2 separate regions of the Mus musculus genome follow, and region 2 is linked to region 1. Evidence: chromatin loops called from intact Hi-C (ENCODE). Cell type or tissue: heart. All regions are shown on one strand. Each heading gives the region's core, and the rest is flanking DNA. Links, peaks and the distances in the headings are about the cores only.

Evidence for each region. Peaks named below come from ENCODE experiments on the same cell type or tissue, not always from the same donor. Only the 100,000 strongest peaks of a DNase experiment are listed, where the experiment ranks them.
Region 2: a loop joins it to region 1, with 2.2 times the contacts of the local background. A loop is called at or near these places in 3 of 42 quality-filtered maps.

The regions. Positions count from the first base shown.
Region 1 is chr9:13,745,256-13,753,595 of GRCm38, forward strand. It overlaps Mtmr2 (myotubularin related protein 2), which reads left to right and starts at 3,924. Exons shown (of 15, transcript NM_023858.4): 1 at 3,924-4,145. The coding sequence starts at 4,066. Gm39291 (a long non-coding RNA gene) reads right to left here and starts at 3,947. Exons shown (of 3, transcript XR_870544.2): 1 at 3,567-3,947. In heart, for the core only: a CTCF peak has its summit at 4,022; a DNase peak (open chromatin) is centred at 3,876; H3K4me3 peaks cover 2,460 bases; H3K27ac peaks cover 1,917 bases.
Region 2 is chr9:13,806,701-13,815,040 of GRCm38, forward strand. Mtmr2 (myotubularin related protein 2) reads left to right here. Exons shown (of 15, transcript NM_023858.4): 15 at 1-2,196. It overlaps Cep57 (centrosomal protein 57), which reads right to left. Exons shown (of 11, transcript NM_026665.4): 7 at 6,710-6,820; 8 at 5,933-6,010; 9 at 3,927-4,162; 10 at 3,160-3,304; 11 at 1,088-2,140. The coding sequence ends at 1,907. Among named protein-coding and RNA genes, the nearest start is that of Cep57, 16 kb to the right of the region's middle. In heart, for the core only: a CTCF peak has its summit at 3,484 (motif pointing left); no DNase peak of the experiment used is centred there.

The DNA of each region.
Region 1 (8,340 bases), core at 208-8,207:
TATTGTATATATGGAAATCTGTGTACTTGCATAGGGGCACATGCACATATGTATGGAAGCCTCCTCTGCTTTGGGTGCCTGACCTAGTTCGGTTCTTTGCTGCTATAATAAACTCCATGACCAAAAGTGTCTTGTGGAGGAAAGGGCTTAATTGGCTTATGAATCCCCATCACACTTCATCATTGAAGGAAGTCAAGAACCATGAAAGAAAGCTATTTACTGTCTTGCTTTACCCAACCTGATCAGCTAGCTTGTTTGTCTGCCTTCCTTCCTTCCTTCCTCCCTCCCTTCTTTCTTTCTCTTCCTTCCTTTCAACTTTTGAGTCTTTGTGAGTTTTACATCATGTATTCCATTCCCACTCATCTCTCCATCCCCTTCCACATTTGCAAGCCCCTTCCCCAAAGAAAATAAAAAAATACACAAACAAAACAACACATACAAAATATCTCTTTGTGGAAGCTACAATGTCTCACAGTGTGTCCCACAACATACCCTTCTGTCCACATATCTTTCTCTTGAAAATGTTCATTTCAATACTCATTGGTCTGGTTCAAGGTCTCTGGTTTCTGTCACAAATGTTAGTGATCCCCAAAGACACAGACAGGGCCAATCTGATGCAACTCACAGCAGGGTCTTTATTCTATTCGAGGTAGCTCAGGTGTCCCCAGGGCACCACCATCACACAGGATGGTTTTTTTGGGGTGTGTGTGTGGCGGAATATCTATCAAGGCTTTATAGTAAACAGCAAACAGGAGGTGGTGGTGGTGGTAAGTGTGCAAACATCTAATTGGAAAGCTACTGTGGCCTTTAACATAATTGGCTGGTGCTGGGAGTCATATAAACTTAAATTTCTGCTCCCTTCTACATGGGTGGCATTAGGCAAGGGGGGGCCTTGTAACCTGGAGGTGCAGGTTTTGTTGGGGGAATAACTTGGAAACTAATGCTAGGTACCAGCCTGTTAGTTTATCTGAGTTCAAACTTAGGTCAGGTTCTCTAAAATGGAGTCTGAACTTAAAAGATTTGGCCTTTCAACAGCATCACTACTGGATCTTCACCAGGACTCCTCCTGGTTATCCTGCTATGGTCCTTTGCCATGAAGATCCTGCAGCAAGACCAGCCCTTTCAAGAATTCTAACAGTTCACAGATGATGTAGATTTTAGGGGTGGGCCTGGCTGGTTCAACTTTCTTTTTCTTTTTTTTAAAAAGATTTTTATTTATGTGAGACCACTGTAGCTGTCTTCAGACACACCAGAGGGCGCATCAGATCCCATTACAGATGGTTGTGAGCCACCATCTGGTTGCTGGGAATTGAACTCAGGACCTCTGGAAGAGCAGTCAGTGCTCTTAATTGCTGAGCCATCTCTCCAGCCTTAAGCTTGCTTGCTTTATTGTGTTGTCTAGAACCACCCTCCTGGGGATGGTGCTGCTCATAGTGGGATGGGCCTGCCCACACTCATCATTAATCAAGAAAATGCTCCACAGTCATGCCCACAGGCCAATCCAATGGGGGATTCCTTAATTGAGGTTCCTTCTTCCCAGCTGACTCTAGTTTGGGTCAAGTTGACAGAAACTGACTAGCTCACCATACTTCTTGTTTTGTGAGGCAGACTCCTTCACTTTTGCCTGAACTCAATTTGACTAGACTGGCCGGCCAGGTGAATAAGCAGGAATGCACCCATCTCTGTCCTCTTGGCAGTGAGATTACAATCGAGCCATGAAGCTCTCCCTCCCATTCTCTCTCTCCCTCCCTCCCTCCCTCCCTCCCTCCCTCCCTTCCTTCCTTCCTTCCTTCCTTCCTTCCATGTAGGTCCTTAGGGGATGGAGTTCACATCTTCATAGTTGGACAGCAAGCCTTTTACTGAGCCATTACCTGATGCTGAAGTATTCTTAAAAAAATGAGGCATCTGGGGTGTAAAAAAGTCTTAGGTTCATATTTCCTGGCTTTATGACATAACAAGCAATGCGTGAGATAAATAATGCAGTGATTTAAACTTCATCTGAAATTATTCTTTGCTTTTTTATTCTTCTTCATTCCGGTTAGATGTAGAGCTAGAGTGCTTGGGGAAGAAAACCAACAATAACAACAGATCTATTTACTAAGAACTTCCTGTGCAACTGACTGTTAAGAAAAACAACCTGTTCAGTTGTCAGAGATGAACAACAAACATTCAAAGTAAGTTTAGTGACAGAATCAGGATTGCAATGCAGACTTTTCTGGTTGCAACCCCTCTCCATTTGATACTGTTCCATAATAACTAGAGAGGGTCATGCACAAGTTATATTACCAGGAAGCCAGGTTTGTAATAACCAATACAGTGCTAGAAATGGGTCTTTCATTTAAGGGTTCATTCTTCTTCAACATTCATAGTTGGGAAGACACAAGTTGAAGTGTTAGGCGATCATTAGCATTTAAAAAGTCTGATAGAGAAAGAGAAGCAATAGATGCATTCTATCGTGAATCTTACAGATATTTGTGTTTGTCAAAGTGTTTCATTTCACTATTTATTTTCCTGGGCTATCAGAGAGGTGCAATTAAAATCTCTTGAAAAATTTCAGAGATGAAAATAATTGCTTATCATTTATCCTGGTCACCTGGAGATGAACAGATTTTTCTATCACGTGTTCCCAGCTCTGCTTTTCTGTTTTATCACAGGCTCAAAAAACAATGGAGCCAAGTGACCATGGACTGGAATCTTTGAAACCATCAGCCAAAATAAATCTTTCATTGGGAATACTGTAAAGGAAAGCTAGTACACAAATTATTTCCTTGGTTCTATAAATTATGATTGTGTTTTAAAACCAAGTTTTAAATTAAATCTAGTTTGTAAGAACACAATTATATTTATCCTAGCAGGATTTTTTTAAAAGTTTCTTTTATTTACAGAAATAATCTTTGTGTTTTTGCTTTCCAGACGTGTGAGGTGTTTAAGGCAGAGTCACAATTAGAGAAATTCCTCCAGTACTTTCCTTCCTGTGTCCTGAGTAACAGAAAGTCACGGGTATTAACATTCCCTCTTTACCCAGTTTCTGTTCCTTTATCACATTCCATCTCCACACTCCCTTCCTGCTTTGTAAGGGAATATGAAGCAGCACACCGGAGGTAAGTCTGTTCTCCATGTTACATCATGACATTCAGTAGTGTTTTTGTCTAATTCTTTTTGTGATTTTAGCAGCTTCTCCCTCATTCTCACTTCAATACTTACTATGCCTTATAGGTTGGTGTCAATGTGCTTATCAGCTACAGACACACTTTCAAGCCACTTTAACCCATACTTTTGTCACTGGAGGCCTGAAAATTCAACTCCATTCTCACTTTCCTTTGTATAACGCTGTTCAGAGATGGAAATTTCCCTTCCCCTCCCCATTCAGGGTAGCTGTTACTATCTTTCTCCTACAAACCACTTGTTAGTGGTCTGTCATCCTTTAGTTTTCTTTCATTAACAGTTACCATTTATTAAGTTTGTTAGGTTGTTTATATATTGACTACTGTCTGAGTGCTTAAGCAGGCATTGCTTTAGGCGTTTTATATTTATCAATAGTTATTCTGTGAGGTTAATATACTTACACAGAAGGAAGCAGATGTAAATGCAAGGTAACTGGAGGCCGTGGGATCAGTCTGCTTAGCTTCACTGTTACCGTTACAAAATGGGTTCTCACATCACGTATGATCTCACATCACTACTTCTAACCTCACCCTTAAATACCTCACCCCCTCATCCCACAGGCCGCCCACATTCCTCTCATTTTCCTCGAGTCCACCTCTCCCAAGCCGTCACATCTTGTGTTTTCTCTGACATACTAGTGTCCTCTTCCTTCTGGAGATTTTCCTGTTAGCTGACTCTCACTGGGCGGCCAGGCGCATGCGCATCGCTCCGCTTTGTAGCGCCACGGGGCCCGACTCCCGACAGCCCCCGCGCGCAGTGCAGGCTGGGGGAACATGGCCGCTTCCGGTCTCGGAGCCTGCCTGGCGCGGGGCTGACCGCGGCTGCGGCCCCGTGCGCTCCTCCCTCTGCATCTCGCGCCGGCGGCCGCGGAGGGCGCAGCGGCCTCCAGTTTCTCGCGCCATGGAGAAGAGCTCCAGCTGCGAGAGTCTCGGCGCGCAGCTCCCGGCGGCAAGGCTGCCCAGCGAGGACTCACTGTCCAGGTGAGGCCGGGCGTATGGGGACGGAGGCCGGGAGCAAGTGTAGATGGAGACGCCAGGGCGTGCGGGAAGAGAGACTGAGGCTGCTCCTGCGGGAGGGAGGCCGGGGCATGCGGAGGAGAGACCTGGGCCTAGAGAGGCTGGACCCCGAAGAGGGCAAAAGCCGCGGGCATCCCGTGGGTATGGAGAGCCCAGCAGAGCAGTGCTTGCTTCCTCCTCTGGGCCTTTGGTGCGAGAAGTGAAAATACAGTTTCTTTATGGCCACTGCCCCTCTAATTCCCGCTCATTTTCCGGTCCTAGATTTTGCTCCAGTTGTGTTTAAGGACGCAGCGTTTTTTACTTTATCAGGAGTTCAGTTGTCAAGGGCGTGACATTTTCATTCTTGTGCTCTAATCACAGTTTGGGGACCAGCCCATTACCAGACAAGAGGCTTTAGAGGACACTGAGACAAGCGTGCTTAGATTTGAAATGGAGAGGGGACGAAGCCTTCAGAGTCAGCTTCTCAGCTTAAACATCAGTGACATTACCATCACAATATACATTATATGTGGTGTCTGTTTGGAGCATTCTTCAATTAACTGTAGATAACAGCTTTATTATAGAACTTGTCAGTTTAAATTTTAAGCTTAATGTAGGCAGACAGCCACAGATGAATCGAATGTACAGGCAAGGTAGACTGTTATTTCCACTTACTGTGTTAAGTGTTTATCTAAATTATTTCAAGTTTTGTTTTGTTTGTCTACAAAGTACTACAAGCAAGTATTAATGTTTGATTATGATAGCTCAGCTTTTTTCTGCCCGGTCACTCCAAAGTTGTTTGTTTGTTTACAGATGCTCAAATAAATTATCTTATTTGCTTTCATACATTCTACAAAATCATCTTTAATATTTCTCAATGTATCACACAATTTCTTTCACCCAGTAGATTGATAAACGTATTACTATTTAAAAGTGTCTTTGTGTGTGTGTACTTGCATGAGTTCATGTGTACCACAGGCATGGAGGAGTCCAGGAGGTGAGATTCCCTTAAACTGGAGGACAGGTCGGTGTGACCCTCCTGTGGATGCTGGGAACTGAACCCTGGTCCTCTGTCAAAGTAGCAAGTGCTCTCAACTGCTGAGCCATCTCTTCAGCTCTCACTTAAATTACTGTTGAGTTTAGCTATGAGAATTATTTCTACTTGTTGGAGAGTGGAGATTATCTCAGTTTAGGAAAAACTCCAAGTTTATAACTGAAGTTGATAAAGCCCTAATGGTCTCAAATGCTTCTATTATGAGATGAATTTAGTTGAAATACTGTGTTTGAATAATTATTTTCTGGGAGTAACATAAATATGAAAGTAAACATAACTCATTTCAGGGTCCCTTTTTAAGGTTATACACAGTGTTAGAGTTGGAGGAATGGCTTGGGAAGTATAGCTTCTACTAAAAGTGTGGTTTGATGGATTACATGAGAGTCATTTTAGAGATGTTGGTTTAACTTTGCCTTCTGTGTCATATAGATCTGATTTTTTGGCTTGAAAAGACCATTTATTTTTTCTGTATACAACGTTCAGAAATTTCTAATCAACTGTGGTGCACACTGATGGGTGACTCTTGCTTGGCATTGCCCTGTTGAGGCAGTTCCTGGGTACTCGGTACACATATGGCTCCCCTTTGCTAGGTAACATCCTGGTCATCCTGCTGTTTCTATTGTATTTTGTTGGTCTGTCTCTGACTCTTTGTTTAAGTTGGACTCTGGAATATAAATATAAATAAGTACTTACTGTAGGCCAGTTGTGAGGGCTCGGCTAGACCTGCCCTTCAGTGGTGGCGATATTACTACCTACATCTAGTTTCCATCTTCCAGGCTCCCATTAAGCTTCCAGCAACCCCAAGCTCATCCTCAGCTTCCTTGGATGTGAACCCACCTGGCACCCTGTGTGCTCTTTATTGATAGCATTTTGTTTTCTTTCCTGTTTTGGGCATAGCCCTGTCTTTATTGAGCTTGTTAAGGCCTCTTTTTTTTTTTTTTTTTCTTTTGATTACTTTGACTCCTATTTTCTAATTTTCCCTGTCAGTCATTTTAATGTGTCTTTTCTTCATCATATATCCTCAAGCTGTAGCTATTCTGGGCAATATTTTATTTGTCTTTGGTTATTTTGATATTTATAAGTTGCTTTCTAGTTGATAAATTTATTTGATTGCTTGGTCCATGTCCCATATTTATGCCTAACTTTCACCAACAAAGCAAGAGGATATTCATATACTGAAGGCCATTCACAATTGCTTTCTTACGCCTAGTCTCCTGAGTGCCATAATTATAGGTGGACACCATCCTTCCTACCCCTCAACTTAATTACACTTTTAAATTGTAAGTTAACGTCATTTGAAAATAATGAATCCTGGGTTACTGTTTCTGTGAGTTTTAATCATGGTCTTTAGAAGTAAAGAGTTCCCAGATGCCTGAAGCATATTTTGTTGCAAAATCTCCTCTGTAGTTTTAGCTTCAAAGTCACTTTAAAGTGATATGTTGGCCGGAAATAGGTTTCTGTGTTTCTTCAAGTAGTGATAGTTATATAATACCACATTCTTAGGTATTCCCATTGTGACTCGTGGTGTGTTTCTGAGGCAGCTGGCCAGGACTAGTGTCAGAAGTTATAGATTCAGGATGAGGTGAGGTGACTGTATGGCTGATTGTCTCTCTTGACATTGTTCTTATTGGCGTAGAGTCTTGCACTGATTGTATTGGTAATCTAAAAATTATTTTGAATTTCACTATTTCTAGATCCTAAAAGAACTTTAACATTCTCTTTATTTAAGACCCAATATTATTATGAACTCACCACTCACCAGGACGTTTATCAAGACTTTTTTGTTTTTGTTTTTGAAACAGGGTTTTTCTGTGTACCCCTGGCTGTCCTGGAACTTGCTCTGTAGATCAGGCTGGCCTAAGATCAAAAGATCTACCTGCCTCTGCTTCGAAAGAGCTGGAATTAAGAGTGGTGGCTGGAATCAAGCCACCACCAGCAGCAGCCTTACTATCATGATTGTGTTCATGTATGAAAGATAATGCTGAGATTAAAGCTGAGTTTGGGCTTAGTGTACTTTTTCTTTCTTAAATCTCAGCTTTAAAGGAAATTTTCTGAGTATTTATTATTTGCAGCTATGGGTAACATACTCAAAAGTATAGACTCTAAGACTTTTCCTAATAAGATATATCACTGTAAGATATACTTATAAAAAGCATAATAATGGAAAAATTATATGAGAGCGTAAATAAACCAAACGAAAGTAACCTGAATTGTACCCAAGGGAAGGAAATGAACAGGCCGGGCACTGATGTCCAGAAGGCAGGAAGTTTATTTTGGGAAGCTGCCAAATTAATGCTATTGTATTAAAAACAACCAGGGTCTAAGATTGCATGTGATTTAGGGTTTTGAATAGTGGAAATTTTCCAGATTCTAATGTAGAATGTTCTTCATTTTTAAGGGAAAATGGCTTTGAATATGTGAAGTACTTGCTATCGTTATGCCTTGTAATTAGGTGAAATAAATGACTGAATGCTAATTAAGGACCTGGAATGAATTTATAAGACTGATTCTACAGGAAGCAGGTTAAAAATGGAGCTCTAAAAAGTGATGAATGTTGGGGCTGGAGAGATGGCTCAGTGGTTAAGAGCACTGGCTGTTCTTCCAGATGTCCTGAGTTCAGTTACCAGCAACCACATGGTGGCTCACAATCATCTGTGATGGGATCCGATGCCCTCTTCCAGTGTGTCTAAAGATAATTACAGTGTGCTCATGTGCATAAAATAAATAAATAAATAAAGTGATGATGTCAGAAGGTTCCTGATACTCAGAGTATAAGAGATTGGAAGATGCCCTCCCAATGGATCATAGCTTCAGTCCCCTATCCACACAGCTAGCTGGCCTTCATTTCTCCCACTGTGATGGGGCACCACTGAAAAAAGCAAGCTGTCCTTGGTGAGCGCTAAGCACCCAGGGTGGAAGCCACTTTCTTTCACAGACTATTGCTACTGTGAATAACCTTTAGCTCTTTGAATACTTTTTAGTCTAGATTCAGTTATGACAGGTACTGGACTTTAAATATAAAAAAATGAACTTTAAAAATATGCTTTAATATTACCACACCACCCATCTAAAAACTGGTTTGTGAGAAATTCTTATTTTTTTTAAGATATGATATGTTTTATGTAT
Region 2 (8,340 bases), core at 287-8,286, 62 kb after region 1:
TATATATTTTACCTGGATATTGAGCCCAGAGCCTCACACTTGCCAGGCAAATGCTATACTATTGAATATACCCCAGCATACCCAGTATTTACAAGAATTGGTACCAAATAATTTGGTTGGTGTAAACTTAGCTATAAAAATTTTTTTGAGGAGGTATTTATGTTCCCAGCATTCAAGTAAGATTTCTGTAACAGTTCACTTTCCTCACTAGTCTGCTTTCTTCCCTGAAACCTTTGACCATCTTGGTATGACATCAGAGGGATGCTGATCATACGGTCACCCAAACGGCAGAGAAATATGTCACTCCAAAACCTTGCAATGTTTTCTGTGACCTCCAAGGAATCTTGAGTGTGGAATGTGCACACTAAAAGTGCTTATGTGGAGTTCAACTGCATTCCTGGTGTTCACACACACCCCAGTATGACATCAAGGAAAGCACTCCTTTCTTACGAAGCGTGGGATCCGCGCTGGCGTCTTGTACAGGATACAAGGGAGCTCTGCTGCAAGTGAACAAGAAACTGAAGCAGAATCAAAACCCAAAGCCTACAGTTGGAATCCAGCTGGAGACAGGTAGGAGTTACTATCCTCCAATTACTATTCTAACTAGGAGTTGGAGCCATCATCATTCAGATGACAGTTATACAGTTTACTGTCCTGAAATCCAAGGAATTAACACAAGTGGAACAGTTGGAAGTGGTGGTTGAGCCATGTCACCAGAGCAGTTTCTTACCTTCCTGGGGACTATGGACTCACGGTTGTCAGGTCATTGTTCCTGCAAACCTCATCAGAAAACTGCACACACAAATTTATATACAATTTCAGGTGACTCATGAAGCTTAAAAATCTATGTTTCTAACTAGAAAATTCACCAAGTGATAGGGCCTTCTGGTGCCCAAGTAACAAACAATTCATGCTATTCAACTTAGTAGATGGCTAGTATGTTCCCCAGCCTGTCTGAACCATTCAGGAACACTGAGCTTGGTCTCTGTAAGCACAAGGATGACAAGCATGCCTCAGATATTCTCGTTCCTCAATCACGATACTAACATGCACTTTTTGAGTTTGTATGACAAATAAAGCCTTTGTTAGCTGGCTGTTAAGCAAAGTTTAAAAACTGCTTTATTGATTTGAAGTACCAAATTTATAAAGATTATAACATGTCGATCTACTCAAAGTTAAATAATTTACATTGGCATGATAGATGTGTGTATTCAATTCACATACTGTATGCTAAAAGCATGAGCTTCTCTTAAGTCAAGATTAAACAGTGCTTAACATGATTACAAATAGATACTGTCTAAAAACTGTAAACGTGTACATTTTACAATACCCACGTTCTCATTCTTTATTCCAAAATTTCATTTACTTCAGTAACAACTGTTTATATAGTTTTTCTGAAGACATTGTGACATATTTCATGGATAACTGACTTAAGTGAATTTATGATTGATCAATGTCTAAAATACCAAAGCAAAACAAAGTCTTCTTGAAAACAGTACATTTAATGGTCATCTGGAGAAGGGAGAGTAGTGGTCACTTCATGCTGTGGGAAGATTTAAAAAACAAGACTTCAAGCACTGACTATGGGGACTATCTCATATTCTGAATTTTCAAACCCAATTTACATATATACCTAGTTTAAAAAACACACCCATGAGTAAAAAACTGGTCATTTGTTTACAAAGTGCAGTGAATGAGTACAGCAAATTCAAAGACAGTGAGGCTTCTCTGCCGCAGAACTCCATCTCCATCAGTTGTGCTACATAGCACAATAGACTGTAATGAAGCTTGGCCCCTAACACCTGCCAGTAATGGCAGCTTAGCAAGCATGAGACCTGGAAAGTCTGCTCATGTCCAGTACGTACATCGTTTATGACCAGTGAGGTACATCATTTATGACCTGGTGTCAGTAATCCCAACACAGATTACTGCTCTGCAGTGAATTCTGTATGGTCTGCATGTCCTTCAGTAACTGAAGATTTTTCCTGCTTTTTTCTCCAGGTCTCTGTTTGGCCAGATCCTTCTTACTTGCGGTCCTTGGGACTCCAGATGAACGACCGCTGCTGTTCCCTTCTTCATCAAGAGTCTTTTTGTTAGCTTTTAATTCCTTCTTCTGCTTATCTATGTTTTGTTTCTCCAGCTGACCAAATAATCAAAACAGGGAAAAAATGAATTCAATAAAAACATTTTCTTTTAGCTTTGTTTTTGATACGAGGTCTTGCTATGTTCAGTCTTAAACTCTTGATTCTTCTGCCTCAACTTCTTAAGTACACCATTGACTTAAATAATCTTCCTCTAACACTCAAGTGATAGATTCTAGGTGGGTTTTTTTAAAAGCACATAGATCTGCAGAAGTTATAAATCACATATGTAAAATACACAGCCAGGTAAATAAGTGCTATATAAATACTGTAAAAGTCTCCTTAAGGAGAGAGGGACAGGCTTCGAATTCTCCCTGCTTGACCAGACTGTAAACTCTAACAGCTACTAGTTAGTTGTCAGTCCAGCACCAACAACCACACAGGATCTCCTTGGGCAGGTTATTTCATTTACTGAGATAGTCACAGTTACTTCACCTATAAAATGGGTTTTAAGGAAATGAAGTGAGATGGCATTCTCAATATACTTGATTCTGTGCCAGTGAAATAGTTCTTCCACATCACACAGCATTTGGAAGCTTGAGAGGGATTTTTTACTTCTAAAACCTACTTCAGAGTTGTCCACTTCTACCCAGACTCCAATTGCTGTCAACCCAGGAGCTGGACTCTACCCCTGTTCTACCCCTATTTCACAGCAATCTCAAATACAGTCTGTTTCTCTAGATGAGAACACCAAGTAGGCTTATTAAATGTGAGTAACCCTTTTCCTTTTAGTCATTATTTAGTATGAGCAAACATACTACTTTTTTTTACATATTTAATCTGACTTTGAAAATTAAAAATTCTAGCTGTATTTTTAGACAATTTAGTCAAACTAAACCACTTAGTTTTGTTCATAAAGCCAAGGATATTAAATATAGTCAGTAAAGACACATCTTATATGAAATATAAGAACTAACACTTCTTAACACAGACTGTTAGGAAAATCTCCAGAAACAGCTTAAGCATCATCAATTAATATACATGAAGGGGGAAAAAACGACAGAAGGGCAGGAGTCACCTGGGCTTGGTATTTTCGAACTTTAGTTATCTGATTGGCCTTCGCTTCCATTCTTCCCACTAATGCCTCCAATTCACACTCCAGGTTGTCTTTTAGTTCCACAGTTGGTGATTCCTGTATGAGTTTAGTAAGCTGCTGATGATCACTGCATACAAACCACAAGGGAGACTACCTTCAGTTCCTCATTTTTAAGTTATGTCCTTTATATTTCACTATGGGATTCACCACTCTTAAAAAATAACTCCTTTTAACAAACTGCTGCTCTATACATGGGTGGCTCATAACCACCTGTGACTTCAGCTCCAGGGGCTCTGATGCCCTCTCCTGGCCTCCTTGGGGACCTGCACACATGTGATATATACATAAATAAAAACAAAGGTTTACAAAAATGAAGATACATGCAAGTATTCTTAATCCCAGACAAATTTGGGTCCATCCAGGGTTGCAGGCTAATATAAACTTTTATCTGCTTCTCCCATCAGCATCACTTATAAAGTAAATCCTCTGGGACACTGGCTTTCAAACGCTGTCCTAACTCATTAGTTATATTTGGATAACCCTCAATACTACTGAGCTTTTACCTAAGCCTTGGCATTTGACATCTAACAAAATAGAAAGGGAGGCTTGTTTAACTCCCAGCCAGTGGGCTGGTGTAATGGCTATGTTCAACATCAGTGAATAAAATTAGGATTAAAAATCCAAGCTGCTAGAAAAAAATGAGATTTTAGAACTAAATGTAATTTTAAATTCAAAAAGTCAAAACTCACAAGCTCATTTGCCCAAATTCATCCTGTAAAGTCTGCAAGACATCCGAAAGTTCTTCATTAACACTGCTGGAAGGAGGCACCACTGACTTCTTACTCTTACTAACTCGTGAGCAAGCTTGCTTTGCCAAGGGAACACTGTTAACAACTCGATCATTGCACAGGGCTTTACTGTGGTGTTTCATCAGATGCAAGACATGCTGAACATTGGCTACCACGGCATGGCTGGGACTGGTGGACTAAAGAGAAAAGTAAATCAAGCAAATAATGTCCTTGATTGCCAGGTTCTAGTTTGTAACCCGAGTAAGAGTTCATCTCTAAATCCTAAGGCATAAATGTACTATACTGTGGCAAATTGGCAACTAGCCATCCACCTGTATCAAACACTTGGCTGATGTACTAACGTCTTCAGTTAGTAATGAACACCCTGCTGGGGATGTGGCTGAGTTGGCAGGTACTTAAGGAGCATGTAAGAGTAAGAGGCCCTTCTTTGGTCCCCAGCATCATATAAATTGTTGCACACCTGTAATTCCAGCACTTAAGAAGGCAGGAGGACCAGAAATTATTTATCCTGTGCTATAGTGGAGTTCAAGACCACATCTAAAATCAAACAACCCAACTGACCTTCTTGCCTCTTGTAGGAAGCGCTAACGTTTATCTGCCACAACATAAAAATACAATAAAACTTCATAGCTTTCTTGAACTTGTTTCCAATAGGAAATAACAATTCCAATAGTTGGCTGGGCTTGTTTAAGCTCCATAAGTCACCAGCAGACTTAACTTGTTTAAAATGCAGATTTAGGGGAATAACTTAAGACCTAATGTGCTTGTTGTTTAAAAATGTTTCTGTATTATTTGTTAATTTGTCTTGGCTAATTGTGGTGGGGAAGAATCATACACGCCAAACTCAAATGAGGTGATCCTAGGAATGAAAAGGTGGCCCATGACCATCAGAAAGAGTGAATACTCATTACTTGCCAGTAAAACACACACACACACACACACACACACACACACTCTCTCTCTCTCTCTCTCTCTCTCTCTCTCTCTCTCTAATGGCCAATGTGTATACTTTAATATGCAATGAACAGATTTTAAAAAGTTTTGTTACTGTTAGAAGCTCAAGTAAACAATTGTGTTTTCTTAAACTTTTGGAATAACACTTCTAAAGAATATATAAAACAACTTCACATTAAAGAGCCTTGTCTTGCCCTTTGTGATTAAAGGCTTCAATGACAATTTGCCAAGACAACAAAATGGGTGGAAAGGACTCTAGACAAGACTGGACAATACAAAGATGAACCAATTGTCAAATGGAATAGGTAAATGTATAATTACAGATTTAAGCATACCATATAGGGACACCATGATGGTTGCTGTACAAGTGTTACGATTTAAGTTCTATCTACAGAACCCATGGTAGAGAGAAATCCCATCAGGTTGTATCCTGATCTTCACATGTACAGGGTCAAAGTGCCCCAACTCCCCATTTCTTCACATTGAAAACAAAGTTTGTAATAATCACAGAAATCAAAAAGTAAGTTTGTGTAAAAAATAACTTCACAACTGTACTTATAAAGGCTTATACAAAGACTCAAGAAAAAAACCTTAGGCTGTGCCTTCTACAAGGTTTTACTAGAACTACATATGGTGGCTCACATCTATAATTCTAGCACTCCCAAAGCCGATGCAGGATTTTTCTTTTAATGTCCCCTAAAATGTGTTTTCTGAAGACTGAAATAAGGTCTGAAAAAATGTCTCAACAGTTAAGAACACTGACTGCTCTTTCAATGGAATTCCACGTTCAATTCCCAGCACCCACATGGCAGGTTACTCTAAGCTATAACTCTAGTCCCGGGGGACCCAACACCCTCTTCTGGCCCCCGTGAGTACTAAAACAGACAGGACACACAGACAGGCAAAACACCCATATCCATGTTTAACAGGAAATAAAAAAAGCTAAAGATACTGAAAATATTTTAAACATAAAAACAATAGCTACAACTCACCGTTCCAGCAACAAAAGGCATATCACCTAAGCACAATCTGTAATGTGGCTGTGCACCAAAATAGGTCCTAGAACCTTTCTGGATGGAGAAAAAAGAAAATCATTTTATTTTATTTTGGTGAGCTAATCCAAGACTCCAGCTCACTGTGGAACTACTGGGTACCTTGGTGTACCACTCTTTTTTTTCCTGCAGAAACCAGGCTTCAAGAAGTTACTTGGCCCAGAGTTTAATAAGATAAAACTCATTATGGAAAAAGCATGGCAACCATAGGTCTGGGAATGGGTGTGTATTCATCACACTGTACCATCAGTCAAGAAGTAAAGATAGAGGACAGGAAAAGGGTCAGGCTAAGAACCTCAAGGCCTACTTTCCAGTGATTTAATAGGGGACGTTTTATATTCAAACCACACTTGTTTATATTGGGATCGTATAGTGCTGGCTGAACAACCTCGTTTTACTTGAAGGCTAAGGAGGTTGTGGGGAATACTAACAAAACAGATGCAAGAATTAAGTAGAGGAACAAAGCATTTTAAGAGAAAGGTAATGAATACAGGCTGAATATTTTTAGTATTTTTATGATCTTCTATGGTTCCCAATTTTCATATAGGTCCTCAGAACCAAGGTAAGAATTCATGAGTAAATCTTACTTATCTTCACCTTTGAACATGGAAACTAAGAATGAGAGTTACCTCCTAAGGTTCTAATACCACACAGCTTTGAGTACTTTTTACACAAATTTTTACACAAAATTGGTACTCTGACTGATTGTTTTCATACCTTTTCTGGTGGTTTTGACTTCTTTTTTTTTATTTTTCTAGTGCTGGTTGAAACACATGAAGTAGTCTTATCTTCAAAAATAAGTCTATTTGCTTCTAGACCACTCTGTAACTAGAAAAAAATAGCATAGAGTTAATGATGTAAAATAAAAGCTACAACTCACATACGAGGCACCATTTAAGTCTGTACAATACAGTAGTAATCATTTCAATGAGACAGCATGGATGTACTGTATGTCTTTAGCCTCTCATTTATGTGAACTGCTAAGCCACAGTTGGCTATGTACTGCCTGGAAGCACTGTTTCACTACTGGTAGGTAGTATGCAAATTCTAGTTCAGAAATTAAATGGAATGTACACAGCTCCATTTAATGAATGAATGACAGCATGCTATGTTCACTTTTAAAAGCATGATTACCGTAAAAGTAGACCCAAAGCAACTCAAGAGCAAAATAGATTCCTTCCTGTTTAATGCTCAAAAGTAGCAATAATTATTTCAGCAATCGTTATCTTTTTAGTAGAATTTCTACACTCCTCTGGGCTGGAGAGACTGATGGGCTTAGGAGCACTTTCTGCTGCTCCCATCAGAGAAAATGTTCCCAGCAACCCCCACATGGTAGCTTTTAACCATTTACTCCCAGGTTAAATGATCAAGAGGGTCCAGTACCTCTGGCCTCTGCAAGCATTGTACACATGTGGCACATATACAAAACATGCAGGCAAAACTCCCAAATACTTAAAGCAAATCTTGGGGGGGGTGGAGGGAGACGCAAATTCCTTCAAACTCTCTGTCAATGGCCATTTTGTCTCCCTATATAACAAAAGCCTGGAGTTTGGTAAAAATTCCAACCAGCAGATTTTTTTCTCTAAAGTGTTTACAATTTCTACACGAGGCAAAGCTCCCCAGAAGTTATGACTGAACTTTAGGGAACAGCAGAAGTAATGAATGAAAAACAAAGAACACCGAGCACCCCCTCCCGTCTCATGCATGCTTAGGACAGGGTCTCCCGGCAATGGCATGCCAGCTCTCCACCCTCGGGAGCATGGCAGCCTTGCTCATACTTTATTAATAGTTTATACGAGACCTAACTCCACAGGAAATCATCCTTACAGTGTCAAAAAGTGTCAGCTCTAACAGAAACCCCTTAAAAGTCACTTTTCGATTCTATCTTATCTATCTAGTTTTCCTTGCTGATTTCTTTTATGTATGCCTGAATTTTAAAGTACTTTTATTATCATTTCTCGTTTGAGTTCACTAGCACTATAAAACCCAGGCTCTAGATGGCTAAATAATCTGTTTTGGATTATACAAACCGGAACCAACAAGATACAGAAACGCATCTGCCTTCCACTACCATGGCATTCACCATCACAACTCAAACTTGAACAATTCATCAATCAATGAGTCTGTGAAAATTTCTATTTGGCATATAAGGGCTATACACTAAAACTGAATAAAAAATTACCCATGCATATGCATGGTTACATTTAAGGAACAGAAACACAGTAAAATAGTTATCTCTAAAGTTGGAAGAAATTCTCTAAAAATCAAAACTGTTTAAATGGCCATTAACCCAACAAGTACACAGAGAGTAAATTTACCAATCTTATCAATTTTAATATAAAAGAATC